Linked DNA regions of Homo sapiens: region 2 is linked to region 1. A link is a loop called in an ENCODE intact Hi-C map of the cell type or tissue named here. Cell type or tissue: ascending aorta. All regions are shown on one strand. Each heading gives the region's core, and the rest is flanking DNA. Links, peaks and the distances in the headings are about the cores only.

Evidence for each region. A loop is a pair of places that touch in the nucleus more often than their neighbours do. Peaks named below come from ENCODE experiments on the same cell type or tissue, not always from the same donor. Only the 100,000 strongest peaks of a DNase experiment are listed, where the experiment ranks them.
Region 2: it touches region 1 in a loop (3-fold over the local background); 10 of 110 quality-filtered maps call a loop at or near these places.

What each region holds. Positions count from the first base shown.
Region 1 is chr3:42,739,555-42,749,676 of GRCh38, forward strand. CCDC13 (coiled-coil domain containing 13) reads right to left here. Exons shown (of 16, transcript NM_144719.4): 6 at 7,703-7,819; 7 at 6,369-6,473; 8 at 3,342-3,503; 9 at 80-256. CCDC13-AS1 (CCDC13 antisense RNA 1) reads left to right here. Exons shown (of 4, transcript NR_046732.1): 2 at 1,421-1,533; 3 at 3,372-3,512; 4 at 5,389-5,604. Among named protein-coding and RNA genes, the nearest start is that of CCDC13-AS1, 12 kb to the left of the region's middle. RefSeq lists enhancers at 7,124-7,624, 7,625-8,125. In ascending aorta, for the core only: a CTCF peak has its summit at 4,898 (motif pointing left); DNase peaks (open chromatin) are centred at 377, 4,917 and 7,097; H3K27ac peaks cover 6,836 bases.
Region 2 is chr3:42,678,487-42,688,608 of GRCh38, forward strand. It overlaps KLHL40 (kelch like family member 40), which reads left to right and starts at 7,051. Exons shown (of 6, transcript NM_152393.4): 1 at 7,051-8,284; 2 at 9,656-9,816. The coding sequence starts at 7,133. LOC124906232 (a long non-coding RNA gene) reads right to left here and starts at 5,315. Exons shown (of 3, transcript XR_007095893.1): 1 at 4,329-5,315. RefSeq lists enhancers at 4,707-5,208, 5,209-5,708, 5,531-5,825 and a silencer at 9,574-9,798. In ascending aorta, for the core only: no CTCF peak of the experiment used is centred there; a DNase peak (open chromatin) is centred at 5,655; H3K4me3 peaks cover 833 bases; H3K27ac peaks cover 3,176 bases.

The sequences.
Region 1 (10,122 bases), core at 30-8,029:
CTCACTCTGGCCATGGCTGGGGCCCATCCTTTGAGGAACCACCCCTGGCTCTCGCCCTGCCTGAGTGGTGGGGCCATACCATGAGGGCGTCGATGAGCTCGTCATCATGCCGGCCCTTCTCCACCAGGGTTCCCATCTGACTCTTGAGGGTCTTCATCTCACTTGACAGCAGCTTGTTCCGAGACCTCATGCCCTCGAACTTCTTTTTTAGCTCTTCAAGCTCTCTCTGGAGGACATCCCGTTCACTGGCAAGTTTCTGTAATTAGAAAGTGAGGGCATGGGCAGCAGGGCTGTGTGGGACCTTGGCCACATCTGCTCCCTGGCTCCTACTCAATGGCAAGGCCCGGGGCTGGGGGTGGGGGTGCTTGTTGAATGCCACAGAGCAAGTCACTAGAGCCAGGGCCCTGACTCCCAGCCCAGGCCTCTCAGGGATATCAGGTGGCCAGCAGCCTCCCACCCTTCCCCTAGCACATGACAGCACTAACCCATGACAGCACTCCTAACCTCAGCCTGAGACACAGACTTCCTAGCACATGAGAGGAAAGCCGCCAGCCAACTGCGTGTGTCCTCCAGAGAGCACAGCCAGTCCTACCCCTAAGCCCCTCCCCAAGCAGGGGAAAAGAGAAAAGCCATACTTTAGAAAAAGAGTGCTGGGCTAGGTTCCAACTGCAGCACCTTGCACCACCAGGAGCTAGAATGAGAAAGGAGGGTCTTTTCTCCCACTTCCTCCATGATTATTTGGCACAACCCCTGACAGCACCTTGCTTTGTCAGCTACCAACTGGAAACTCACATGCAGCACACATCTTCGGAGTCTCTCATTCAATCATCCCTTCATTCTCGAGGGTTTCCTGAGGGCCTACTATGGGTTTCCTGAGGTTTCCTACTATGGTTTCCTGAGGGCCTACTATGGGCTTAGTATTGTTATAGATGCTGGGGGACAGCAAAAAGCAAAACAGTCCTTGTCCTCAAGGAGCTGATAATCCTAATGGAGGAGACAGATAATGTCAAATAGTGACAAATGCTAATTTGAAAGTAGGAAACAGGAATAGCGAGAAGGATATGGTCAGGTAAGGCCTTTCTGAAAAGGTGGCATCTGAGCAGAGACTGAAGGAGATGAAGGGAAGAGCAAAGGCCCTGGGGTAGAAGGTGTGTGGCTGGAGCACAGTGAGTGAAGGGGCAGAGGTTAGATTAGGCAAACCCATAAAGACAAGATGGAGACATTGGGGAGGAGCTTGGGCAGTGGGTGACATCACCTGCTTGATCCTGAGGGTGAATTGTTGCTGGAAAAGTATTTTCATATCCTTGATGAAGTGAATTATAGAAATGCAAAACAAGTAAAACATGAATCTATAGGACACAAGCCCTTTGCAGGGAGGCAGCCATTACTCACCTGTTGCTCTCCTGCCTACACACTCCAGGCTCTTATGGGTGCCTGCCAGAGGGAATGCATGCAGGAAGCTGTTTCCTTCCACCCGCTATTGCAGCTTATGGTCAGCCCAACTGTTCAACATAATCTGTTCTGCACTAACATGTAAGTTCAAGCTAGGTGCATTTCAAACCCAGCATTTCCAAATCTCAACTCCCTTTCTCTTCTTGAACCCACCCTGTCTCCCTTACCCACCCACTATACTCCCTAGAAGTCCTTTATAACTCTTCCTCCTCATCTCTCTTCCAAGTCCAATCAGTCCTTGAGCCCTAGAAAGTCTGTCCTCACTGTCCCAGGTGTCTGGCCCTTCCATGACAGTCCACTATCTTGGCAAAGATCTTTGGTCATGTCTCCAGGATTACTATTCTGCCTTCCATTCCTCTTCCAACCCATTCCTCCTCTTGCTCCAACCATGTGACCTTTCCAAAATGCACAGCTGACCACCTCCCTCCACAAATTAAAACCCTGTCGTGGGCTCGGCGAATGGCTCACACCTGTAATCCCAGCACTTTGTGAGGCCGAGGCAGGTGGATCACCTGACGTTAGGAATTTGAGACCAGCCTGACCAACACAGTGAAACCCTGTCTCTACTAAATATATAAAAATTAGCCGGGCATGGTGGCAGGTGCCTGTAATCCCAGCTACTTGGGAGGCTGAGGCAGGAGAATCACTTGAACCCCGGAGGCGGAGGTTGCAGTAAGCCAAGATCACACCATTGCACTCCAGCCTGGGCAACAGAGCGAGACTCTATCTAAAAAAAAACAAAAACCGTTTGGTGGTTCTCCACAGCCTTCAAGATACAGGCCAAAAGTCCTGGCTGGCATACAAAGCCCAGCAGGCCCTGTCCACTTCTGTGGTCTCACTGTTTCCCTCCTCACAGCTGATGGTCTACAGCGCTGGGAGGTGCAATGTGGTCATGGTTACAGCATTCCTAACACAGGGCCTAACCCAGCGTTGGTGCTCACAGGCAAAAGTCTCCAGATGAAAAGGCAAGTCCTCACTGTTAGGTAGCTCACTGCCAGGGCCACTACGTGGGCCTGTTGTATGGCCTGCCTGCACCTCTTCATGCTGCTTCTGTTACCTTCTTTAAAGTGGCCCCTACTCCCTACTCTCATTGCAAGTTTGGGGAGGCTAACTCATCCCCTCAAACCTTGGGGCAGGTGTCTGAAGCTTGACCAATCAAAACACCCTGTACTCTTGGCTACAGTGATGGGCTCAAGGATGGTCACATAACCCAGGCTAGACCAAAGACACTCAATTCTGGGACTTTGTTGGAACTATTGGGAAAGAGAAACCCTTTGTCTGTAGAGGCTGCATTGGAGGAGAGAAGCTGGGACTACCCAGGGTCCTTGTGGAAGAGAGTGAAGCCAACCCAGGAGAAGGTGCTGAGAGCAAGGCCCCGATCTGCACCTGAAGCTAGGCCACCTCTGGATTGTTCGTTTACATGGGCCAATGACTTCCCTTTGTTGCTTAAACCTGGTAGAGTTAGAGTTCTGACACTCCCAACGCAGCCAGTGAGATGCGGCCCCTGGTGTTGAGTCCAGCCTGCCTACCTCTTTCATCAGCCTGGAACTTTCCCCCTTTAAGCCCCATCTAACCCTATCATACTTCTGGGGCCATGACCCTCCCCCTCTCCCTTTTACAATGAGAATTTCAGGTATAGCACCTCCAAAACAGCCAGGATGGGGCCACGAAAAGTTCATTAAATGGGCTCACAGTGAGGTCCCAGTCAGGCAGCTCAAGTTGGTTTGACAGGACATGAGGAACATGCAGAGGTGACCCAGGTCCCCAGGTGTCTCCTGCCTAGAAGGGGTGGCTCAGACTTCTGACCACATGTGCCTCAGAGCCCTTGCAGGCACCATCATGATCTCTCGTTCCCACATGCCCAGCTGACCTCCTCAGGCACGCGTTACCTCCAAGCCTTCCTGTTTTTCCCTTTCCAGGCTGCGGATCCTCAGCAGGTTTTTCTCCTGTGCCGACAGCTTCCTTGGGTCTGGATAGACAGACAACTCATCACTGGCTGTTCCCGCAGACTGGCTCCGGGCCTGGCCCAATTGCTTCTCAAGCTCTTGAACCTGAGGATGGTAAAACTCGTCGTTCCACAATGGGTCTTCTGCCAGCCTCTTCTACTCAGAAGTGTGATAGGAGACCCCACAGACTGAAGATGGAACCACCTCTCTAGATGGCTGTGGTAGCCCCATCTGAGGAGGACTAGGGGTGGGGGACAATCTGAGCTGGCATCTTGAGCAACACATTGGAAGACACCAGGAAAGTTCAGCTTAGAAAAATGGTGAATGAGAAAAATCACCCTATCTCTGAGGGGCTGTTTGAGGCTGGAAAGCAGACCTATGGCCCCAGGAACCAGGGATGGATAGGATGGCAGGTCTCAGTTCAAGAAAGAATATTTATTTATTTATTTATTTATTTATTTATTTATTTATTTATTTATTTTAGAGACAGGGTCTTGCTCTGTTGCCCCGACTGGAGTGCAGTGGTGCAATCATGGCTCACTGTAACCTCTGCCTCCCGGGCTCAAGCAATCCTCCCAGCTCAGCCTCCTAAGCAGCTGGGACCACAGGCACAGGCAACTGTGCCTGGATAATTTTATATATATATATACACACACACATATATATATACACATATACACACACACACATAAATATATAAATATAAATATATATATATATAAAATTTGGTAGAGACGGGGTTTCACCATGTTGCCCAGGCTGGTCTTGAACTTGAACTCCTGGGCTCGAGAGATCTGCCCACCTCAGCCTCCCAAAGTGCTGGGCAAGGAGGAACTTTCTAACAGACAGACCACCTAAGACTGGGTGGGCTTCTCGGAAGATGGCAGTCACTTACAGGAGATACTGAAGAGGGGAAGGCAGGGTTTGGAAACAGACTGCCTCAAAGCCTCACAGATTGTGTGACTGCGCACAGGTAACTCTCTGAATCTCAGTTCCCTCATCTGTAAGATGGGCCTAAGAGTAACACTGCCCTGCGTAACACTGTTATGAGGATTCAGTATTGTGAAGTTGTCTGAGCCTGGGAATCCTCTGAGGTTCTTCTTGGACTGAAATCTTGGTGCTTACTCCAGATCAACAAACTACAGTTCTAGCGGAAGGGACATGGAATCTGCATTTTAAATGCTACAGGTTATTTTTAGGATTAGGTAACTTTGCAAAATCCCAAGATGGTCTAGGTGAAGCTGTCAACACAGCCTGGCACATGTGGGCCTTCAGCAAGTGGCAGGTAGATGTCATCCCACAGAACAATGCCCTTATCACCCTTATAACGCTAGGGTAGAAGCAGACAACTCCTAGGGTCCTTCTGACCCTGGTTTCCCTATCAACACAACCAAATGACAAAACAATGTTGGTAAACTTGAGCCAGGAAAGGAAGCACAATTCGCTAGGCTCCCTGGCAAAGGGCAGGAGCACAGCTTTGAAGGCACCCACCAGTGCCCTCGTGTGGCGCTGTGAGGCAATTCCATTTAATCATTAAAGAATACTGTTACCTTTAAGAATTTGACATACAGGGCCGGGCGTGGTGGCTCATGCCTGTAATCCCAGCACTTTGGCAAGCCGAGGTGGGCGGATCACGAGGTCAGGAGATCGAGACCATCCTGGCTAACACAGTGAAACCTCGTCTCTACTAAAAATACAAAAAATTAGCCGGGCGTGGTGGCGGGCAAATGTAGTCTCAGCTACTCAGGAGGCTGAGGCAGGAGAATGGCGTGAACCCGGGAGGCGGAGCTTGCAGTGAGCCGAGATCGCACCACTGCACTCCAGCCTGGGTGATAGAGCGAGACTCCGTCTCAAAAAAAAAAAAAAAAAAAAAAAAAGAATTTGACATGTAACTTAATGACAATAAGAAGTAAGTTGTTTTGTGCTTATTATGGTCAGGCACTGTCCTAGGTGCTTTACAAATGTTATTTTATGTTACCCCATTTCACAGGTGTGAAGATGAAGACATAGGAAGATGAAGGGGTTTGCCCAAGGTCAGAGTTGGCAGACCGGTGGCCAAACGTAAACTCAGGTCTCTTGAACCCCAAGGCCATGCACTATCATCTATTAGCTTCTTGGAGTTTTTCCCCCTTTATATTGGCTTCAAGGATCCCATGGGAGACACTGAAGATAAAAGCCACTGTGACCCTCGAAGTCCCTGGGAACAAGGGTGATATGCTTGGCAAATGGTGGAAGTCATACACCTTCTCACATGTTTCTCAGTTTGAAGGGACAAAGGGAAAAGAACCACACCTAACTTTTATACAGTGCTTCCTCCATGCCAGGCCCTGTGCTGAGCATTTTACAAGTATTGACTCAATTCTCCCAACAATCCTGTGGGGTAGGCATCGTTATTATCCCCATTATACAGATGAGGAAACTGAGGCACAGAGCTAAAGGAACTTGCTTAAGGTCACACAGCTGGTGAGTGGAGAGCTGGGATTTGAATCTGAGCAGTGTGGCTCCAGAGCCCCTGCTGTTAGCTGCTTTTGGTATGCTCCAAAATATTCAGACAATAAAGAGGGAGACAAGGCTAAATTTTTATTGGGTAATTAAACTTTCAAAAGACTACAAGCATCTGGACAAAACTGGAAAAAGCTTACAATTACAACAGTCACGCAAATCTACATAAACTAAGAAAAAAAAAAGATGCCTGGAGTAAAATAAATCAAACCAAAGGCGTTGGCATTTGTTAAGCTCCAGTGCCTGGCATGTGCTAAGTGTTATATAAGAGCTTGTTCATTAAATAACAAATTAAAATCAGGCTGGTTGGCGAGAAGGTAAAACAACAACCCCGCACGAGTGCACTGTGAGACCTAAAGGCCTTTTTTGGGTACTGTGTGCTTAGGTCTCTAAGGGGGTCAGGGCAGCTCTTTCTGGGGTGTTTTAAATCCTTTGTTCAGGCCAGGAGAAGTCTGATGACTCACTCACCTTGCTCTGCAAAACAAGAATTTGTTGAGCCCGACCCCTCCAGGTCCCTGGCGAAGATAGGAGCTGCTGAACGTTGATGTCTTCCCCAACCTCTCTGGCCAAAACCTGAAATAAGGCAGGGCCTTCAATGTGGCCAAAAGAGAGGGCTCCACCAGACCCTGATGCTGCTACGTATTTAGAAGCATATTCAGAAGCAGTCTTCACCTACACGATCTTCTTCCCATCTCAGAGCATAGCCCTCAAAGGTCAGTTTTCCATGTCCCAAGGGCAGCTCTCCCTGGGAAAGTAGTAAACCCATCATCCCTGGCATTTCTTGGCAATGCTTAGAGCAGCCAAGAAACTGCCAGCAATGCCCAGATAGGGCCCCTTGCTCTTGACATATTCTGGGATGACTGAACCACAAAGCTGACCAACTCCTGCTTCCTTAACCCACTCACCTGTCACCTAGTGCTGAGCTAATTCTGGCTATAGGAAGTACATCACCACAGGACCCTAGCCTTTGTGAAAACCCACGGACAAGTGGACCTCTGAGTGCAGCAAAAGGTGGGCTACTGAATGTCAGTTGGGGTGCTGTGGTCCAAGAAGGACCCAGCTTTGCGGTTGTTGAAGTGCAGCACTCAGGCCCAACCTCAAGGCTTTGAGGCAGAAACAATACGCTCCAGCTTGTGACCTGGGCCCCTCTGAAGCCTGTCACAGAAACCCGATCCAGCGTACCAAGTCTCTGGCACTTGTTTCCACAATAGAACACTGTTTTGGAAATCTTGGCCAGTCTGAGTGGTTCCAGCAGGGAAGACAAATGCCAGAGAATTCGCTATGTAAATAAAAATAAATAACGAACCAGCTGGGCCTGTGTCCCAAGTCTGAGCATTTTCCTTTGAAAGGGTCCTTTAATACACAAGTAACCTATTCATTTTCTGTTACAGATAGCAGAGAAGAAGGCAGGTGTTGGCAGGCTTTCAAGTTAAGTAAGGGTGACATTAAGGGGAGACCCAGGATCTACTGGGGCACAAGTAGTGCAGGGAAGGCTTAATGGACTCTCCCTGGGTGGACAGTGCTGTCCTCCTCAGTCTAGAGCTGGGCAGGCACCACAAGGGCAGGTATGCTGCGGGGGTGGGGGTGGCAGGCTCAGGTAGCCAGCGACTCTGCCCACCAAATGGTTATGGACCAAGGGCTGGTGGGAGGAAGGACTGGAACTGGAGCCTGACCCAGAGCAAGCAGTGTGCTCAAGGGACTGAGCACTCATGGCTCCAGAAAGGAATCCACTGTGCCAGCCGTGCTCTTCCCAAGTCCAGCCCCAGCCACACAAGAAGCCCCAAGCCCTGGCTCTGAAAGACCTTCTGTGCCATCCGCAGCTCCTGCTTCACAGACTGGATCTGGTTTCGGAGGTCACTCATCTTCAAGTTGGTGGCCACCAGCCTGTCCTGCAGGGCCTTCACCTCTGGGGTCTCCAGCTGGTTGGGAAGGACAGGAGAGAAAGTAGTCATTTATTGCCTACATGGGAATAGTAATCATAGCCCCCATTTATCCAAGTCTGTGCCAGGCACTGTGCTAAGTGTTTGACATGGAAGAACTCATTTAATCCTCATAAACCCCTGTGAGGTAGGTTCTCTTGTAAGCCCCTTATAGATGCAAAATGGAGGGTGGTGGAAGGTAAGTCCTCTACTTGAGCTACCTGGTTAATAAAGGTGGAACCTGGATTTGAATCCTGGCAGCTTAACTTTGGGACTGAGCTTTTTGCAGAGTGTTGCACACACACATGTGGGTGTATGCCTTACCCTAGAGGTGAAGCATCTGGAGGAAGCGGCAGGCTCCACGCCTCCCAGACACTTCCTGGGTGTGGACCCACTGCTGTGCTCAGAGACTGGCATCACAGCTAATCCATCTTCACTCAGAATAAAGAGGAAACCACGTTATTCCCCGAAGGCAAGCCCAGCGTGGCAGGAGAGCCATGGCATCCTAATTCAGGATCTGCCTCTCCCAGAATCGTCAGCTTGGGCCTTGGTCTTTTGACAGCTGAGGGGCCTTGGGCTCTCTTTCCTAGCAGTGACCACTGAATAGAAATAAGGACCCATTTTAATTTCCAAATGCTCATCTCTGTGGCTTGAAGAACTACAGCAACCATGAAAACTGCCTGCTGAAACTCTTAGCAATGTCTTTTTTTTTTTTAACCCAATGTTTTATTTAAACTATCTGGATGGAAATTTTTCTTAAATGGGCTGACTACTTCTCTGTCTTCAATAGACACTCCTGTGACTCATAGATATTTGACAAAGGGACCTTCAAGGTCAGCCCATTTAAACCCCTTCCATAATGATGAAAATAAGGCCCAGAGAGGGGAGGTAATTTGCCTTCAGGCATACAGCTGGTTGGGGTGACACAGGTGGGATGAGAAAGAATACTTGTCCTTCCCCTGCCCTGGCTGACTCTTCCAATTTAAGCTGCTGTTAATGCTGGGCATTGTGGCCACAGGAACGTTGGTTGTCAGGCTGAGCATCCCATCAGGCAATGACGCTGAGGCCCTCTGCTGCTGCCCCAACAGGGCAAAGCAGCTGAACTTCAGGAAGCAGGGCTGGTACTACAGTGGCTTTCTGACCTTTCTCTAGCAGGCACAAACAAAATCTCCTCTGAATGCTAGTGTGAAAGACAGATCCAAGTATACTGGGTCCGGGAAGTTCCATGGACCCCAGAGGCTCTGGGCAGCCCAGCTGAAAACCACTGGCCAAAGAAACTAGACATGAACACCTGGTCCAGAAACTCTGGCCTCATCCAGTGTCCTCATCTATGGAATGAGTATACAAATACTTTCCTGCTCCGCTTCCTCAGAGCACCACCATCAGGCTAAAGAGAACAGCCAACGTGAACAGAATGTGCCAACTCGGAACTTATATGAAACATAATCTCAGCTCACTGCAACCTCCGCCCCCCCGGGTTGAAGCGATTCTCCTGCCTCAGCCTCCCGAGTAGCTGGGATTACAGGTGCCCACCACCATGCCTGGCTAATTTTTGTATATTTTTTAGTAGAGATGGGGTTTCACCATGTTAGCCAGGCTGGTCTTGAACTCCAGACCTCAGGTGATCCACCTGCCTTGGCCTCCCAAAGTGCTGGGATTACAGATGTGAGCCACCGTGCCCGGCCATCCTTTTTTTTAAAGTATATTTTCTTCTGTGTTCTTCCTCCTGTCTGGCCGCCTGCCATCCCTGCATACTCTGTTGGGTGCCTGCCTCTTCTCCTGTTGAATGTGTGGCTTTGAATCTGCCCTGGGTTGGGAAGCAACACCCCTCCACCCCCTGCCACGCCCCGCCCTGCCTGTCAGATCTCTAGCGCCATGAGCCCCAGTGGCCCTGACAGTGGGGGTGCTGAGAGCTGTGGGAGTACATGTGCTTCCATATGGCTGCAGTGACCCTGCAGCATCTCTTTGATCTGCTCAGAGCATGGAAAAAGCATACAGATTGGATCTGGCTCTAGAACCTGGGCAGTGATGCCCTGTCCAAGCCTCATTTTCTCATCTGTAAAATGGGGATATGTAATGCCAATCTCCAGGGAACCTGAGAGGGTTGCTAGGACAACGCATGTCAAGGGTGCTGTCTGGGGCAGGTCCTGATGGAGGGCAATGCTGGCAGGCCTAGCCTGGCTTGAGTGGGCAGCTGACAAGTGGGCTGAGGGCTAGATGGTGTTCTGGAGAGGGCTGGATCAGGCCCCGTCCTCCTAGCTTAGGCAGTTGAGCTAATCCTACCTCTAAGCCATTTCAGAGTT
Region 2 (10,122 bases), core at 2,123-10,122, 59 kb before region 1:
GTCCTACTTAGTTCATTGGTTGCAACATCAGTCACCTTGTTTACATTTATCATGCATATCTCGGTCTGAGGACTGAGGTTCCAGTGGGCTGAGGTTCCAATGACAATTTAATTTTCAGATGCTTTGTGGTGTTCTTTTCATATGCTTGGTTTCTTTGGTGCTGCTGGAGCTCCTGCTGGTTCCTGCTGGTGCTGCCTGAGAGGGCAGAAGGGGTGTTCCCAGGTCAGGCTGCCCAGCTCTCTTGGCAGGGGAGGTGAGTTTCGGGCCCAGTGTGAAAGGAGAGTGCTTCCCCTGGTTGCTAATTGTTAGTGGGGCACCTGAGTAATCTCCCCTCTGGTGGTGCTGGGCTCATGTGGAGTTGTCAGAGGGACTCCTCTTCAAATTGTAAGAGGGCTGAGCCTGTTTTGGCTGCCTTCTGTTGATAGGCTGGGTGTCTGGAAACACCAGGCCTGGGTCATCTTCTTCCACTGAGTGGGGGCACATAAGATATCCTGCCACTGAGTTGTTCCTTTATTCTTAGGGTCCCAAACTAATGCATAATTCCCTTGCCAGCTTTCAGTGTTATCTTCTGATTGCCTCTTGCATTGTTTTCACAGTTCATAGTTGTACTTGACAGGAAGGAGCAGGGGGAAACAAGTTTACACCATTTTGTCCAGGCCAGAAGTCGTCTTTTCAAACATTTAAAAAAGTAGATCACTGTATTAGTCCGTTTTCACACTGCTGACAAAAACATACCTGAGACTGGGTAATTTAGAAAGGAAAGAGGTTTAATTGACTCACAGTTCCACATGGTTGGGGAGGGCTCACAATCATGGCAGAAGGCAAGGAGGAGCCAAGTCCTGTCTTACATGGATGGCAGCAGGCAGAGAGAGAACTTGTGCAGGGCAACTCCTCTTTATAAAACCATCAGCTCTTGTGAGACTTATTCATTATGAGAACAGCAAGGGAAAGACCCGCCCCCATGATTCAATTCCCTCCCACGACACGTGGGAATCGTGGGAGCCACAATTCAAGATGAAATTTGGGTGGGGACATGGCCAAACCATATCAATCGCCAAAGAGCTCATTGGAAACTCAGCATGTGTGAAGGGCCTTGTTAATTAGAGGGCTTCACTGTAGGATGATTTGACCAGGCTTACTGATATCTTTTTGTTTCCTCTTGGGCTGTCAGATCCCTCAATTTCAATTCTCTATTTGGAGGTCATAGCTGACCTGCCAGCTTTCTGGGAGCTGAGTGGGAATAGGGTTTTCCATTTAGAACATGGAGTTTCTTTTAATTACCCAGTGTTCACACTGCACCACTGCCTTCACCTCTGCTGAGTGTCTTAGTCAAGAGCCCTCTGGTTTACCTTCTTTGGAAATGAAACACCTGGCTTCTACCAGGTGGTGGTTGATTCTCCTGTATGTTTAAAGGTACCTGGTGTTGCCAATTCTGGACCTTCTCTGTGGATTCTGAGGTATAGAAGAGTTGCATCTGGGCTTCCCACTGCTGACTTAGAGTCAGGACTGCTACGCTGCTCATCACACATCACCTGCTTTCCAGAATCCGTGGTGGTATTGTTATGTCCCTGTAGAGTATGTTGTATACTATGTTCCTGAGAGTTTATGCTATATATTTTTTTCTCTTTACCATCTACTTTAATTGTAGTGAGCTTTCAAAAGGAAGCAAAATTAAAATGTGTATTTTATCTGCCACCATTAACTGGAAGGCTTGCCTCACTTCTCCTGCTACAAAATGAGATCTTCGATCAGAAGCAGGCTTGAATTTGGTTCCATGAAAATGAGTAAGGCGTGAAGTCTATGGATAGAGGGATTAGCAGAAATGTGGCAGGCAGAGAAGGCAAATCCAGATTCAGAATACATATCAGTAAAACTTTAGTAGAATGACCAATTTCAATTCTTAGGAAACCCACAATCCATTAGTCACTCCCAAGGATCTCTGTAGGTCAAACCATCTGATTACCACCCACTCCAGCCCTGCTGCTTATTACAGTAACCATGCCCATTTTGCCTTTGGTGCTTATGAGCCATTCCTTGGCCATTGTCAACCCTAAGATCCCATTATCCTCCCTGAAAGCAGGAAGGCCACTTCATAGGCAAAGGCTCCCACCCACACCCTTGACAGGCCAAAGTTGCCAGCATTTCTCACCAACAAGTTCCTCAGTGATGGGCAAAAGTGTCCTCTAAGCCCTCTCAGCAAACACAGGTGGGGATGGATGACATACCTAATAAATCCACTCCAACATTCTGGGCTGCCTGTTTTTGGATCCTTTTATGTAATGTAAGAGCATTTCCAGCATCTCAACTTCTTGCATCATAGGCCACCTTTAACCCAGAAGTCAGTGAAGAAGCAAGCAGGCCATTAGAAATTCTCTCGACTTCTCAAGCTCACCCTTGAGCACCTGTTGCTGGTATACTCCTGAAATGATTTTCAACATCACACAGCCCTCTTAGCAGTAGATCACAGAATCTTCACTGGCTAGTGTGGTATCAGACAGATTACAGAAACTTCAGGAATGCTCGAGTCAGGATTGCAGGATACATAGCCCAGACAATGGCCAAACCACAGCCAGTAGGGACAGATCCCTCAGCTTGTATGGTGGACAGTGGAAAGTAGACTCCAGAAGTTCCAACACTGCTGTCCATCAGCCCTTCGCCAAAATATGGATGCTGCAGGTTCCTGCTTCCTGTTCCAAACTGAAGTTTTGGGATGGGCGCATACAATGGGTTGAGCTCAGTGGCATGTCTGTGTTCCTGGGGAAGCTGGGAAAATAAATTCTGGTTTCTACCACAGGGAAGAAGGACTACTTATGTGGGAACTGTCCAAAACATAGGAAGACTATTTAGGAGATGCAGGAAGGCCACCAAGTGTGACAAATATCTGCCACCCAAATATCCTGAGTTCAAGCAATTCTCCTGTCTCAGCCTCCCGAGTAGCTGGGACTATAGGCACACGCCACCATACCCAGCTAATTTTTGTATTTTAGTAGGCACGGGGTTTCACCATATTGATCAGGCTGGTCTCGAACTCCTGACCTCAGGTGATCCACCCACTGCCCTGGCCTCCCAAAGTGTTAGGATTACAGGCGTGAGCCACTGCGCCCGGCCCCATTTTGTGTTTCTCTTAAATGACCCTGTGATATACTAAGATTCCTAATGAAGGCAGAAGCTATCAGTTAAAAATATGAGTAGACAACCTGGATGAAGCTTAAAATAATTATACTAAGTGAACGATGTCAGACAAAAAAAGTACATACTGTATGATTCCTCTTACATAAAACTTTAGGAAATGCAAATGAATTATAGTGACAGAAAGCAGATCAGTGATTGGGCTGGGGTGTGTGGGAAGAGATGGAGGAGAGATTTTAAAAGGGGATGAGGAATAGTTCGTGGGTGACAGATGTGCTCCCTGTCTTGATTGTGGTGGTGGTGGTTTCACGGATGTGTATACATATGTCAAAACTTATCCAATTGTACACTTTAAATATGTGCAGTTTATCACATGCCACTTATGCCTCATTAAAGTTATTTTCAAAATATTAGACTGCTTCCTATTTGCTGGCCATCTAAATTTCAATTTCTGTAAAATGGGAAAAATAATACCTACCTTATAATTTTGGTGTGAAGATTAAATGAGTAAAAATTAAAAGGATGAAATGAGATGACATCTTCCCTTGGATTCCACTAAAAGTCTTGGAGTCACCCTTTCTCCCCTCTTTTTCTACACCCACATGCAACCTCTGGGTTGATTAGAGTGGGTGGAGATAGAGATGAAACAGGGTTGGCCGTGACTTGAAGACTTGACAGTTACTGAAGTGGGGAGATGGGTACATGAGAGGTCAGAATATGATCCTCTCTACTTTTGTATGTATTTGTATTTTCCACAATAATAATTTAAAAATAAACAGTGAGGCTGGGCATGGTGGCTCACACTTGTAATCCCAACACTTTGGGAGGCCAAGGTGGGAGGATCATTTAAGGCCCGGAGTTTGAGACCAGGCTGGGCAAAATAGTGAGATTCCATCTCCACAAAAATTTTAAAAATTAGCTGGGTGTGGTGGTAGGTGCCTGTAGTCCCAGCCACTCAGGAGACTGAGGTAGAAGGATCATTTGAGCCCAGGAGATCCAGGCTGCAGTGAATTGTGATCACACCACTGCACTCCAGGCTGGGCAACAGAGCGAGACCCTGCCTCAAAAAAATAAAAATAAAAAATAAAACACAGTGTTTCCCGGTTTCAACTCAGAGGAAAACCCAAGTCCTGATGCTGGCCCACGGGGGTCAGCATGATCCCCTACCCTAACCTCTCCCCTTACCTCCTCCTACTCACCTCCTCGTTCACTGCTCCAGCCCTATTGGCCTCCGTGCTGTTTTGGGAACGTGCCAGGCACTCTCTTGCCTCAGGACCTTTGCTCCAGCTGTTCCCCCACTGGGAATCCTCCACGGTTTGACCCCTCTCAAATGTGATCCTCTCGGTGAGTCCATCCTGACTACTCCATTTAAAATCGTTACCACCTCCTCCTCCCACTTCCCATGCGCCTTCCGTTTCACTTGTCTCCACAGCCATAACCATCATCTGATGCCCCGTATAACTATTTATTTATTTCTGTCTCCCCTACCAACCTTGCCCCGACCTCCTGACGAATGTAAGCTCCATGAAGACCGGAATTCCTGCCTGATTTGCTCACTGCTGACTCTTCAGCATTTAAAGCAGTGCACAGGTTCTTGATGAATGAATGAGCCACATACACATGTTCTACTTGAATGCCTGGTAGGCAGTGAGCACTATGGGATCCATCATAATCTAAAAATATTTCATTAAGTCATTTGATAAATCTAAGTAAATTGTTCAGTCAGTATCTTCTGGCCTGGTCTTTGAAAATGAGACTACGATTGATGAACGTTTTTGTTAATTCACGAGAGGCAGCAAGGTAGGGAAGGGTTCCCACAGTCTTTGTAAGAGGGCAGATCTGCTTCAAATCCTGGCGCAGCCCATGTCCGCTGTGTGACTTGGCCAAGGTGCCTAGCCTCTCAAGCCTCGTCTCCTCACTGGCTGTGCTTGCTAGCAATGCCCTGCAGTCCAGGGCTGGGCTGGAAGCTCACCACCTGCCCTCCCTGAGTGAGCCCTTGCCTTTTCAGCAAGAGGGACAGGACCACCTCCAGAGCTTGCTCAGGTGCTGTGTCCCTCTGGGACCTGCTGGTGGGGTGAGCAAGTGATGATCAGATGCACCATTTAAAAGGGACAGAGGCCAGGCGCGGTGGCTCACGCCTGTAATCCCAGCACTTTGGGAGGCCGAGGCGGGCGGATCACCTGAGGTCGGAAGTTTAAGACCAGCCTGGCCAACATGGTGAAACCTCGTCTCTACTAAAAATCCAAAAAAAAAAAAAAAAAAAAAAAATTAGCCGGGAGTGGTGGTCAGCGCCTGTAATCCTAGCTACTAGGAAGGCTTAGGCAGGAGAATTGCTTGAACCCTGGAGGCGGAGGTTGCAGTGAGCTGAGATTGCGCCATTGCACTCCAGCCTGAGCAACAAGAGCGAAACTCCGTCTAAAAACAAAAGGGACAGAGAGTGATATTGCTGAGATCACAAAAGGGAGGTGACTCAGTCCTAGCCCAGCCTGCTGTCATCTCTCCTATACCCACCCCCTCCCCCACTCCCCCGCCTGACGTTATAAACAAGTGACTCAGAGGAATGATGGGGGTGTGTCTCATAATAGTTCATTCCAATGTCCTGGGGGCTAAATTTAACACACAGCTGCAGCCTCTGGCACTTTGGGAACAAGTTAATCTTGGTGACTGAGGCTGATGTGTGTGTGTGTGTGTGTGTGTGTGTGTCTGGTGGTGGGGCGGGGTGGGGAGGGTGTGGGGAGGGGTGTCAGTAGTCTAGAACAAGGTAGGCATCAAGACTGGCTGTCCTGGGCTTCAACCCTGGTCCCTCAGACCATAGACAAGGTGCAGGGGCCCCATGGCCAGGCAGTCTCAGGTCTGGCCTAATATGCACCAAGAATAGTGAGTATAGATAGCTAAAGTCCTGAAATATTAAACTTGTAGTGTTACTTTTTGAACACTAGAATTCAGAATGTCACTCCCTAGAATGTTAAAACCCCGGGGGTTTAAAAACCTAGAATAGTAGAATCCTAAGAAATTAATTTGCTAGCACATCTGACACCTTAGAAGTGTTAAAACTAATAGTGTACTCCCAGGACACAGTACCTTGGTGCTTCTAAACTTCCAGCAGAGTTGAACTGAGGTCCTTAGCATCTAACTTTGCCACCTCCTCATTGTGTAGGAAGGGAAACTGTGGCTTAACAGAGCGACATGCCCTGCCCCAGGCCTCATAGGAAAGTGGCAACCTTGTTTACCTAAGGTACCTTCTTGCTTTCTTGCAAGGAGGAGGGACAGAAAGAGGAAAAGCTCTTCCCATTTTAAAGGTGAGGCAACGGGGGTGGTGTCTTATGTCTGTAATCTCAGCTACGAGGGAGGCTGAGGCAGAAGAATGGCTTGATCCCAGGAGTTCAAGTCCAGGCTGGACAACATAGTGAGACCCTGCCTCTTAAAATAAAGGCAGGGCAACAGGGCCGCCAAAAAGTGAACACCATGTCCAACTTCTGACCAGAAAACCCAAGCACCCTGTATCCAGGGGTAGCTGGAGTGAGACATATTCCGGGGGGGAAGATGGAGGCACCAGGACAGAAGTTCCCAGAAAGCATGAAGGAAGGGAGACCCTGGAAGAGAGGCTCCAGTGCTTTCCCGTCTCTGGACTGAGGGTCAGAGCTTAGGCCACCTTCTCCCCTAGGGGCATCTCCTGACCAAAGAATCCAGAGTCAAGACCTCTCCGTGCTCCATTTAGAAATGAGGCAGCCAGGCCCTCATCTTTCAGAAGGGCCCAGACACCCCACCCCCGTCCCATAAGCCCCCGGGGCTGAGTCAAGTCTTTCTCTGGGAGGGGGCCTCTGCCCAGCTGTCCCCTGTGCGTCATGTGCAGGAGGCCAGGCGGCTCGCCTTACAGGGACCCGGCCACCTCTATATATAGCCCCTCGAAGACAGCTGCTCAGTCTAAGCAAACCCCAGCAGGAAAGCAGGGGTACAGAGAGGAGCCCCCTTGGCACCGCCACCGCACCCTAGGCCACCCACCATGGCGCTGGGCTTGGAGCAGGCGGAGGAGCAGCGGTTGTACCAGCAGACGCTCCTGCAAGACGGGCTCAAAGACATGCTGGACCATGGCAAGTTCCTCGACTGTGTGGTGCGGGCGGGCGAGCGCGAGTTCCCGTGCCATCGCCTGGTGCTGGCCGCCTGCAGCCCCTACTTCCGGGCGCGCTTTCTAGCCGAGCCGGAGCGCGCGGGCGAGCTGCACCTGGAGGAGGTGTCCCCGGACGTGGTGGCCCAGGTGCTGCACTACCTGTACACATCAGAGATCGCGCTGGATGAGGCGAGCGTGCAGGATTTGTTCGCCGCGGCACACCGCTTCCAGATCCCTTCCATCTTCACCATCTGCGTGTCCTTCCTGCAGAAGCGCCTGTGCCTCTCCAACTGCTTGGCCGTCTTCCGTCTCGGCCTCCTGCTCGACTGCGCGCGTCTCGCCGTGGCTGCCCGCGACTTCATCTGCGCTCACTTCACGCTGGTGGCGCGCGACGCTGACTTCCTCGGACTCTCGGCCGACGAGCTCATCGCCATCATCTCCAGCGACGGCCTTAACGTGGAGAAGGAGGAGGCAGTGTTCGAGGCGGTGATGCGGTGGGCGGGTAGCGGCGACGCCGAGGCGCAGGCTGAGCGCCAGCGCGCGCTGCCCACCGTCTTCGAGAGCGTGCGCTGCCGCTTGCTGCCGCGCGCCTTTCTGGAAAGCCGCGTGGAGCGCCACCCTCTCGTGCGTGCCCAGCCCGAGTTGCTGCGCAAGGTGCAGATGGTGAAGGATGCACACGAGGGCCGCATCACCACGCTGCGGAAGAAAAAGAAGGGGAAGGATGGAGCCGGGGCCAAGGAGGCTGATAAGGGCACAAGCAAAGCCAAAGCAGAGGAGGATGAGGAGGCCGAACGTATCCTTCCTGGGATCCTCAATGACACCCTGCGCTTCGGCATGTTCCTGCAGGATCTCATCTTCATGATCAGTGAGGAGGGCGCTGTGGCCTACGATCCAGCAGCCAACGAGTGCTACTGTGCTTCCCTCTCCAACCAGGTCCCCAAGAACCACGTCAGCCTGGTTACCAAGGAGAACCAGGTCTTCGTGGCTGGAGGCCTCTTCTACAACGAAGACAACAAAGAGGACCCCATGAGCGCATACTTCCTGCAGGTGCCTGACCAGCCTTGGGAGCCGCCAGCTAATGCTGGGCTCTAGGCACTGTGGACAGTCTTGGGGCCCAGAAGGGGCTTGTGTCTACACAAGTGAATGCCACTGGGTCTAGGGTGAGATGTAGACTGGGGAGGTTGACTGATAGCCACCTACTTGAAGGTTGAAGACAGTCAATAGGCAGCTGCCAAAAAGCAGCATAACTTTGGTATCTTAATTTCAGGGGTGTGGTAGCCCCAAGTTGGCATATGTTGGAGGCCCTGGCCCTGCACAGGGGTTGGGGTGGGGCACAGTAAGGAGCAGCAAGGTCGGTGTGAGGATCCTGGGCAGGGCCTCTGCGTGAAGGCCAGGCCCGGAGCTCACAGCAGTGTCCCAGACAAAGGAACAATCCTGTATGGTCCTCCCATTGTACAGATGAGGAAACTGAGGCCCAGGAGGTATCAGCAGAGTGGAGTGCCAGGTCTGAGTTGGGGTGTGACTGTGAGATCTCAAAGGGCAGAGACAGTTTCCTGGAGACTGGCCATATAAGTTTGAGCCTTGCCAGTGGGGTGGGATTTGGAGATGTGAAGGGGAAGATGGCAGTGTTTCCGGCCAAGGAACGGTAAGCAAGGGATAGAACTGGGGCTGAGCCTGGTGAGTGGTGTGCTCAGGGAGGCCTGATCAGCAAGAGGGGTGACAGGCGCTTGGTGCCAGGGTTAAGCTCACAGGCCTTACGGTTGCACTGGGGGATGAGGGCAGCTTCACCAGCTACTAGCTCAGCAGTGTGGGCACATTGTTTATTCTCTCTGGGCCTCTGTTTGTAACTGGGGATATTCTCCTTCCTGCATGATAAGGTTGTTGGAAGGTTAAATGATGCTTATAAAGTGCTCATCAGCAAGGTGCTCAGCCCTCAGAAAACTTTCCAAAAAGATGAACCCCTAGTATTAATATCTTAATTATAAAGCTGTGGAGGTGGACAAGGCTGTGGACTGTAGATTTTACAGGGCGAAAAGGCAGGGCCGTATTTGGAAGTTTCCTGAACAGTGGGATGGGGTGGAGAGGAGGGGGCAGGCAGGCCTCAGTTGGGAGTTGTTCAGCCTGGGAAAGCAAGGCCATAGCTGGACCTCCCTCACAGAGCTCCCCCTCATTTCTGTGCTGTGGTGCCCTACCGCCTGCTATAATGGTGGTTGCCAGGAGCCTGCCTGGGTGTGGGGGACGCTCATCTGCTCTCAGCCTGATGGTAGGAGGGGCACTGTTTCTCAGGGCACCTCCAGGCTGTATTGGCCCTACCTGGGTTCCCGACCTCCTCCGTGATCTGGGGCAGTGGGACTGAGTGGGGCTGGGCTGAGGCTGGGGGAGTGGGGGGCGGTAGCTGACTGGACACCTGGCCTGCAGTTTGACCATCTGGACTCAGAGTGGCTGGGGATGCCACCGCTGCCCTCGCCCCGCTGCCTCTTTGGCCTGGGAGAAGCTCTCAACTCCATCTACGTGGTCGGTGGCAGAGAGATCAAGGACGGCGAGCGCTGCCTGGACTCGGTCATGTGCTACGACAGGCTGTGAGCATGGCTGGGGTGGGGCTGAGCTCCGTGGGGGTGAGTGGGGCATGGAGGCCGCAGCTGGTCTAGGGCCTGGGGTGGGATTTGGAGCTAGAGCCTTGTGCTTAGAGTGAAGGTGGGCTTGGGTAAGGGCGGGGAGGTTGGGGGGCAGGGTGGGATCAAAGAACTGAGAGGCCTCGGAAGTTCCAGCAATGGATCTGACGCATCTCGAATATGTGTTAGGTGGATGGGCGGATGGGTGCAGAGACAGGGACTGAGCCGAGCCTGGATGGGTGCCCTCCCCCACCCCCACTCCCGTCTCCTCCA